Regions from separate parts of the Homo sapiens genome. Here regions 2 and 3 are each linked to region 1. The links are chromatin contacts, found by Hi-C or POLR2A ChIA-PET in ENCODE. All regions are on one chromosome and are shown on one strand. Each heading gives the region's core, a stretch centred on a gene start or an enhancer-like site at or near the end of the contact. The rest is flanking DNA. Distances are from core to core; before and after follow the strand shown. Region 1 overlaps LOC105378415 (a long non-coding RNA gene). Region 2 overlaps PTEN (phosphatase and tensin homolog). Region 3 overlaps PTEN (phosphatase and tensin homolog).

What was found. A loop is a pair of places that touch in the nucleus more often than their neighbours do. ChIA-PET counts read pairs that join two places held with the same protein, here RNA polymerase II (POLR2A). Pooled maps may share reads with other maps.
Region 2: a loop to region 1 is called in a map of natural killer cell, with 3 times the contacts of the local background. The contact joins two enhancer-like sites. A Hi-C loop is called at or near these places in 1 of 168 maps with a recorded cell type or tissue (natural killer cell), 9 of 37 single-sample maps with no recorded cell type and 9 of 50 pooled maps. POLR2A ChIA-PET finds 5 or more read pairs at or near these places in 4 of 52 experiments (B cell, OCI-LY7, T-cell and 1 more).
Region 3: a map of CD4-positive, alpha-beta T cell shows a loop between it and region 1 (2.3-fold over the local background). The contact joins two enhancer-like sites. A Hi-C loop is called at or near these places in 4 of 168 maps with a recorded cell type or tissue (CD4-positive, alpha-beta T cell, CD4-positive, alpha-beta memory T cell, naive thymus-derived CD4-positive, alpha-beta T cell and 1 more), 9 of 37 single-sample maps with no recorded cell type and 8 of 50 pooled maps. POLR2A ChIA-PET finds 5 or more read pairs at or near these places in 5 of 52 experiments (OCI-LY7, T-cell, WTC11 and 2 more).

What each region holds. Positions count from the first base shown.
Region 1 is chr10:88,090,334-88,093,370 of GRCh38, forward strand. All of the region lies in intron 1 of LOC105378415 (a long non-coding RNA gene), which reads right to left. Among named protein-coding and RNA genes, the nearest start is that of PTEN, 230 kb to the left of the region's middle. RefSeq lists an enhancer at 1,462-1,511. Within about 2 kb of position 1,483, at least 10 of the 41 ENCODE cell types and tissues checked have a DNase peak (open chromatin) inside an H3K27ac peak, as active enhancers do; they include B cell, where a contact is called at or near this core.
Region 2 is chr10:87,927,807-87,930,831 of GRCh38, forward strand. All of the region lies in intron 3 of PTEN (phosphatase and tensin homolog), which reads left to right. Among named protein-coding and RNA genes, the nearest start is that of PTEN, 66 kb to the left of the region's middle. RefSeq lists a silencer at 1,330-1,429. Within about 2 kb of position 1,350, at least 2 of the 41 ENCODE cell types and tissues checked have a DNase peak (open chromatin) inside an H3K27ac peak, as active enhancers do; they include B cell, where a contact is called at or near this core.
Region 3 is chr10:87,947,264-87,950,300 of GRCh38, forward strand. All of the region lies in intron 5 of PTEN (phosphatase and tensin homolog), which reads left to right. Among named protein-coding and RNA genes, the nearest start is that of PTEN, 85 kb to the left of the region's middle. Within about 2 kb of position 1,433, at least 2 of the 41 ENCODE cell types and tissues checked have a DNase peak (open chromatin) inside an H3K27ac peak, as active enhancers do.

The DNA of each region.
Region 1 (3,037 bases), core at 233-2,732:
AAAGTAGGAAAAGAGAGGAAAGGCAGGAGACATTTTAAACTTGTAAAGATAGATTATTGGCAAAATGATTGTCATTAGCTGAAGTGGGGATTTCTGGAAGAGTCATTAGTTTTGGGGGAAATGACTTTGGGAGTTGCTAAATTGAAGGATGAGAATGCATGTATGAAGGGAGTCTAGTCCAGGAGGGAAATCAAGACATATTTGGTAGTTCCAGTCTCCTGAAAACTCAGGTACCAAATGTCATGCACAGTGACTGGAGAGACATATTTGGAAGTCAGTTTCAAGGCCCAGTAAAATGATATGACTGGATGAGATCTCCAAAGATGGAGCAGCAGAAAACCACTGTCTGAATCTTGCTTGTGCACACGCGTCAGGGGGTGGAAGGAGGAAGTGGACACAGCAGATGTGGCGTACTGGCTTGCGTGGTCGTAGTAGGGTTAAAAGGTTCCCAACAGAAAAGGGAGGAGAGAGAGCCAAAGTGGAGCACTGTTGCCTTCTGGATTGCCACTGAGAAGCTGAGAAGGAGCACTGAGAATAAGCCACTGAACACCGCAACTAGAAGTCTTTGGTGGCTCTTGAGAAAGCAATTTCAGTAGTGAGCGCATCAGTTTAGCAGGTGTTTGGAGTGAATGGTAATGAAATAAATAGAGGACACATAGACCAGTGGTTTTTTGAACTTGGCTTGAACACTGTAATCACCTGGAGGGTTTTTAAAAATTACAAATTCCTAGACCTCACATCAGACCTTATGAGTCAAATCTTTAGTTGACAGGCCTAGGAAACTGAGTTTTTGCAGATGACTTAGATGAAGCCAGTTTATAGTCAGCATTTGTGAACCCACTGGGAGGTAATAAAAGATGAGAAATAGGAGACACTTGAGGGGACGGTAGGGTTGAGGAAGTTTTCTGGGTAGTATTTTTTTCTTGTTTCTTTTTAGAAAACAGGAGACTCAAGCTCCTTTTCCAGGCAGTGAAGATATGAGTGAGACCAAGTATCCTCATGGAGAAATCAGCTCTAGGAAATAGGAGAGGGACCTCCAAGCCAGGTGGGTGAAATCAGGCCTGGGAAGAGATAGATGGCAAGGTGGTAGGAGGTGGAGATTAAAGTGAGAATTCAAGGAAGTGAAGGCAACTCCTGCAATCTTTCCAAATTAAGCTTTGTGTAGTCTTTGAAGAGTGATTCAATTCACCTAAGAACCTTGCATATTCCTCCTTATGACTTTGTTGAGCATATTACATGGCACTTTCATAATGCCAGCTACCCAGGAAATGCAGGTTATGAAAGCTTAGAATTATGAAATGACACAGGTTGTGTGGTTAAACATGAGCTTATCTTTTGAAAGTTTCTATTTCACAGCTTCTGAGGGGATGCACTGTGCATGACTTTTGGTACCTGAGTTTTCAGGAGACTGGAACTGAAAGGAAGAATTCACCAACTACCTGTTTTAGCCCCAGGCAGCATCATCAGAGTCATGCTTGGAGGTGGAAGGGAACACCCTTGTGGCTGGGCCCACAGAACATGTTGAAAACGAGTTCTCAGTATTGTGGCAGGAAGTATTGGGTCACGAGTCGCAACTCACACCTTTCTATAGCTGGCTGTCTCAGCTCTTTGTGAAATCTGGGTCTGAAATCACCTCCTTCTCCCTTCTTCCCTGTGTCTGCACAGTCCAACTGCCCTTTGTGGATTATCTTTGCATCTCGTGAAGCACATACCTAGCATGTTCTTATGATAGCAGTGTGGTCCAGATAGTGAATAACAACCACTACAGCCTATTGAACTCTTATTCTGTGCATTTTATCTAGCCCTTCTTCTGGAATGTGCCTCTGCAAAACTTCTGTTTTAACATCTGTGACAATTAAGTGATTTTTTTCATATTATAAAAAACAATACAACAAATATTAATAACAGTGCTCATTGTATGCCAGGCACTGTTTTAAGTATTTTATGTATCTTGATGCACTTAAACTTCAGAACCACCCTGTGATGTAGTTATTCTGATCCCCATTTTACAGATGAGGGAATTGGAGCTCAGCGAGCAGACATGTGGCTCCAAAATCATATAGCTAATGAGTGATGGGTCAGTGTACTGATACCGAAGCCAGAGCTGTTAACTCATAAATGATGAAATAGATTGAAATGTAGTTCACTAGAAGGGGAAGACATCTTTAGGAATTTGCTATTGATTCAGGTTGCTCCCTGATTTTTTAGCACAAGCGTGGCAAGGCATTCTTCCAATAACCTCAGCTGAAATGCCTGCTTGGAGGACTCAGGTGCTCCATCTTCATCACGTATGTGCTGCTTGGGTTTAGAAAAGCCAGGTGGATCAGTCCCTGAAGCCTGTAATACTTTCCATCATCTCACAGAACACAAGAGTGAGGCTGACCCTCTGCCTACATCTCAGAAAACCTGAGGGACAGAGAGGTCATTTATTTACTCCTTCAACAAATAGTCCATTTCTTGCACACCTCTCTGTGACTTGTCCTGTGTTTGTGGTGTAGAAACAGAGGCATGGGGTGCAGTCCCAGGAGAGGGTGCTCGCAGGAGCACAGAGAAGACTACTCAGGGTGATCCACCCATGCCAGATGGACATACATAGGAGGGCCCTAACCCAGGTAGTGAGATGAGCATGTGTTAGTTTTGTGAACTGAAGCTTATCCCCGATATAGAGTGAAACCTTAGATTGCAGACTTTCAGGATTCAAGGTAGGAGGATGGTACATTCCCATGACGGTAGGCTACAGGGGTGCTGTGACTGTGATTTCTCTCTTGCCCATGGAGAAAAGTGTGACAAGGGCAACAGCCCTGACAACTGCTTGGTGAGAGGAGAGCATGATTATCTGGCACTGTGCCAGCAGTGCTGTGCGAGCTGGGGACTGAGGATCAGGCTGACCTTGATTGGAGGTCTTCCCCACGATTTGCTAGCCGGGTGACTTTAGGCAAGGTATTTGCCACTCTGAACCTCAGTTTCTTTATTTATAGAGATGGAGACAAGAATACCTACCTTACTGGGTTGTTGGGAGAATTCATGAGCCAATGAA
Region 2 (3,025 bases), core at 100-2,599, 160 kb before region 1:
AGTCTGGTAAGCAGCAGGTGTTCTATTTTATTTCTTTTATTTTTAGGATAGTATTACATGTGATATATATGTCTTTGCAAACATACATAATTTGAAGATCTTAAAATATTTGCACTAGGCATACCCACATTTAATAGTATGTTAAATCTTTTATAGCAATTATGATATACATGGGTGAAGAAGAGTTCCTAATATGGCCTTTCTGATTAACTGTATCTGTTTATATCTGTGTTTTCTTCAGGCATTCATAACATTAAGCAAATTCAGGTGTACTGTTACTTAATTGAATTAATCAGTTTGTTTTGTACAAGTATATTTTATTTTTGTTCCTTGTTGTATAATCTGGTAGGAATGGGGAAGGGGAGATAGTGAATAAAGAGATGTATACTTCTTGCCTTTGAGGAATTTAAGTTTTCACTGTATACCAATTTTTTAAAGGTATTTACTATATTTCAGTGCATATTTTATTTGACATACTTTATCATTTTGTGGTAAACCTTTAGCTTTACTAATTTTCATCTATTAAGTTTTCTTTTGTAAGATGGTGATAGCTTCATCAAAGAGAGTAAAGAAGAGACCTGCCTACCTAGCTGATTCTATGGCAAATCTCACTTCTCTGGAAGCTTTTCCTGTTAATCTTATTCCTTCAGTTTCTGCCTCTTGTTTCATAAAAACTCATTCTTTAAATGCTTATTCATTTCTCTTGTCTCATATAAACCAATATGAGGTACTGGTATCTTTTGAGTTTTAGTTATAAGGAAGCATAAATGGTTAAATTTAAATGGCTAAACCCCATTTGCCATTTGTGTATCTTTAATTTTAGTTTGTTGAGAGACTTATCACTACCAAACCACAAAGAATTTAAAAGAAACTGTCAGTAGGTATAGGTGGAAGGAGGGCATTTATCAGAGATTTTAATTTAAGAAGAAAGTCTTCATCCTTATCCTACCAACCCCCATTCCCTGAGCATATTTATCATTACTAGTCCCAGCATATTTGCTCCCATATTTCCTATGCTTACCTGTGAAGATTTTCATAACTTTTTCCTTGCTTTTTACTGTCACTGTTGGTTCTGTGATTTATGACAGATACTGCTCTTGTAGGAATGCTGGCTTTGACTGAAATTTGTTACTGCTTTTGTATTTAAAACTTTTTTTTTATTATAAGTAGAATTATGGAACAGTAGTAGAAAAAGTTTGACTTTTGTAATCAGAGATACTGAGCTTGAGTTCTGGCTCTTTCATTTGTATACTGTTATTTGGGGCAAGTTTTTTAATGCTCTTAAGTCTTAGCTTTCTCATATATAAAATGGAGATAATAACAGTTATCACGTGATTGTGAGGATGAAACAAAAAAAAGTGGAAACTCTTTGTAAGGTGTGTTCATCTGGTTGACACTTAGTAGTCATTACTTCCACTTTCCGTCCATATAGTCCTCTTAACAGTAATATTTGAGAGGCATTTTTATTAAAGCAGTCTTAAGGAGTGTTCGTCAAACCACATGTTCTGGGATCCTGAGAAAGTAGGGGAAGTTTAGAGAACTGAAGCTGCACAAAACTAATGTTTATTTTCTGTTGTGTTGTCCTGAGACCAGCTTCTTAGATTGTGTTTCCTAGTCCTACATCTCTGATTCCTTATAAAATATTCCATTATGAATTCTTCACTATTGACAATTTCTCCCCTTTTATCTTAAAAGTACCAAAGAAAGTGTAAAATGTGACTGTCTTGTCAGTCCTCTTTTTCCTGTTTTTCATGTCAGTGGGTATGAAATTACTAGCAAGGATGCATATATGTGCATATGTCATTACTAAATGCATTTTCTTTCTAGAAAAACTCAATATACTAAATTGTACTAAAAAGGAAAAGCTTGTTTTGTTTTGAGTGGTAGTATGAAAGTTGTTTTATTTTAGGTCTGACCAGTTAGAAACCAATGGATTGTAGTTTATTTATAATTAGTTAAACCTTCATGTGAATTTGGTTTTGAATTACCTTTAAGGTAGAGAAGAAACTATATAGATGTTTTTCAGGGTTTCTAAATGTACAATACAGGTTCACAATCACTTATTTGAAACTCTTGGGGCCAAGTATGTTTCCATTTTCAGAAATTTTAGTTTTCAAAAGGTAGCACAGATAAATATACTTTTACATAAACACCCCAGTGGGGTGTGGGTCAGTACCTGAAATGAAATGTTTTACTCTTCGCTCTAAGTGTATTAAATATTATGTACAATCTTATTACTTCAGATCAGGATTTGCTGTAGTTGAGTTTGCCATAAAACTTAAGAGAAAATTTTAGATGTTTTGAACTTTTGGGATATTGAAATTGCAGGTTAAGGAGCTATGGACCTTTATTTGTTTTAAAATGCTAAGAGTTTATTTTAAGTAATTTTTAAAAAATTTGTTTTGCATAGTAGTTGGAGTTACCAGGGTACTGCTAACCACACTGATATGTAAGATCTCTTTCTGAGCCTTTTATTGTTTGTAAACATGGCCTGTTAATCATTAGAAAGCCAGTACATACTAACATATCACTGCTATTAAGACAAATATTAGCATACTCTAGTAATGACAAGTCAGCATTTTACTATTCTGTATTGATTTTACTTATTCTTTCATTACTCTCATACTGTAATTAAAACTTGCAATCTGAGAGACTGTTGAAAAAGGTGATCGTTGGCTTTTCAACAGGGAGTAAGGTCTGGTTTAAAAAAAAATTAGTAAGCATTTGGCCAAGTAGATTAACAACATTCAGTTTTTCTTTACTGTCCTTATGCTTTTACTATTTTTAACATATATCTTTTTGAAGAATAGTTTGAGAATTATGTATGCTTAACTATGAGATACAGATACTATTGAAACTAGTCAGTTGTTTATAGGTACTTGTAAAATTAAAAATATATTCCAATAGCATGCAGATTTTTCATAGAGGAAATTTGAAAGCATGGAAGCACCTGAATTTACAGTACTCTGTATTAGTGGCATCACAAGTTTTTAAGCAAATGTATTAGCTCTAATTGCATACACTT
Region 3 (3,037 bases), core at 183-2,682, 140 kb before region 1:
TTGTATGTGTATTATATAGTATATTCTTAACAATAAAGTAAACTAGAGAAAAGAACATGTATCAAGAAAATCATAAGGAAGAGAAAACACATTTACAGTACTGTACTGTATTTATTGGTACCATACATTTATGTTGCTGTTTACAAGATGAAGCATCTGTCTGAAATGGCCAGCAGCTACAGCTGTACCTATCTACTGTACATATCAAGCAAGTCACTTTATTCTTATAATGTCTATGACTTCTTTCTTTGAAAGCGCTTCCATCATCACTGTTGGCACTTCATATGGGTCTCATGGTGTTAAGGTTTACGGCATTGCACTAGACACAATGAAAACTACACAAGAGGGCCGGGCACGGTGGCTCACGCCTGTAATCCCAGCACTTTGGGAGGCCGAGGCGGGCGGATCATGAGGTCAGGAGATTGAGACCATCCTGGCTAACACAGTGAAACCCTGTCTCTATTAAAAATAAAAAAATTAGCCAGGCATGGTGGCACGTGCCTGTAATCCCAGCTAATCGGGAGGCTGAGGCAGGAGAATCGCTTTTTCCCAGAAGGCGTAGGTTGCAGTGAGCCGAGATCGTGCCACTGCACTCCAGCCTGGATGATAGAGGGAGACTCTGTCGCAAAAAAAAAGAAAAGAAAAAGAAAAGAAAAGAAAAACACACAAGAGCCGTGAGAGAGATAGCTTTTGATTGCAATACACAATTTACTGGAGAGATGAGCTGATCATACAGAGATGATTAGTGTCACACAGTGTTTTAAACAGATTCTTGCAACCCTGGAGTTCACTGCAGTAGCAACAGAAGTTAGCTATGAGATTTTAACAGTAGTATAGTATGTACTACAGTTAATATTAGGTAGCTATGATTTAATGCTGCATCTTTGCATTTGTTTACATTTATCTTGACTACAAGTGGTATTATGTCTGGTCTTAAGGTTTGTGTGCATATGTTTTGATGAATTTTAACTTTTTATAATAGGTTTGTGTATATTTTATGGCAGTAAATGATAAAACAGACTAATCTACATATATTTTATGTAGTCATGACATAAACCTAACTTTTTCTTAACTTTTTGATATTTCTAGTCTATGTGTTTCATCTGCAGGTTTTTTCAAATTGTTGAAATCTCTGAAAAATTTTATTGAAAAAAAATCCATATATGTAAGTGGACCCACACATTTCAAACCTGTGTTCAAGGGTCAGCTGTGTAAATAATTTTCCTCAAAATTAAAGTGGAAAAGGAGAGTTACTACTAGTAGAAAGTAGAACTGTACCCTTGGGCAGGGGTGTGTGTGTGTAGTTAAAGATCAATTTAACTTAAAAGGTCTTGGTTAGAGAATAAAAACTGGCCCTTATTAGCTTTAATTTACATGAAAAATGAAAAATTTTAGGCCAGGCACAGTGGCTCAGGCCTGTAATCCCTTAACTTTGGGAGACCAAGGGGAGTGGATCACTTGAGGTCAGGAGTTCAAGACAGCCTGGCCAACATGCTGACTCACCCTTCCCTACTGAAAATACAAAAGTTAGCCAGGCGCAGTGGCCATCCCTACAGTGCTAGCTACTCGGGAGGCTGAGGCAGGAGAATTGCTTGAACCCGGGAGGCAAGGTTGCGGTGAGCTGAGATCGCACCACTGCACTCCAGACTGGGTGACAGAGCGAGACTCCATCTCAAAAAAAAAAAAAAAAAAAAAAGATTTGAAAACAGAGTATTTTTTAATCTGCAAGAGCTTTACAGCCTTTTATTCATATGTATAAGCTTTTAAAGATGACTAAAATTTTAGTGTGGACTTTCCACTCATTGGAAATCCTATATTGCAGGTGTTAATTCAATTTTAGTGAGTGTGCATCATGGCTCAGAGAGATAGGACTAGAATGAGGAGGTCACATTGGAGACTCTGAAACAGATACATGTGAGCCTCCCAACTTTTTAATATTTGTTAATCTAGAAGTGTTGAATTTTGGGTGCTGACAAGGCAGCAGGTAGATAAGAATTGCAAAGTTAAGAAAATAGACTGTAATATTGATGGTAAACTAATTGATTAAATTTTAAAATGTACTTTTCCATGTTTTTCTTTGAATTGTCAGTAATTTTGTTTCAACTGGTATTCATACATAGATTATTCACCCAATGTTGACAACTAGTAGATTTATATATTTTTTATGTTGCCTATCCTTTTTTGGGTAAGGATTAACAGAATGTATAATCACCTACATTATAGGTACACTACTAATCACTTGCTACTTGAAAAAACCTAAAGCTTTGAAATCTTTTTATTATTGCACACAAACTTATGCCAAAAATGGAGATAAAGAGAAAAATGTCATCCACTAAACCCCAACAAATAATGTTGACAATGTGGTCTACTCGTAGACTCGCATTGACTTAATTTTTTTAAATCTTATTGCATATTTTGACTAGATAATAAATGCATATGGTTAAAAAATTCACATGGTTCAAAAAAGTACACCTCCCACTCATCTTCCATGTGATATTTCCTTTCTGCTTAGCAATTCTGTATTTATCTTGCTAAACATGAATGACAGTTGTTTGCTGAAATTACATTAAATGTGACGTAATAAAATCATTGTAAGTTTACATTTTTTAACTTTAATAATTTTTAATGTTTTAATGAAGAGTATGAAGAGTAGTAGTACTGCTCTTCAAAGTACTACTACTTTACCTTACCTTTTACTGTTTTGTTAAGAAAATTAGGCCGGGCGCAGTGGCTCACGCCTGTAATCCCAGCACTTTGGGAGGCCGAGACGGGCGGATCACGAGGTCAGGAGATCGAGACCATCCTGGCTAACACGGTGAAACCCCGTCTCTACTAAAAATACAAAAATTAGCCGGGCATGGTGGTGCGCGCCTGTAGTCCCAGCTACACGGGAGGCTGAGGCAGGAGAATGGCGTGAACCCGGGAGGCAGAGCTTGCAGTGAGCCGAGATCGCACCACTGCACTCCAGCCTGGGCGACAGAGCGAAACTCCGTCTCAAAAAAAAAAAAAAAAAAAAGAAAAAAGAAAATTATATAGA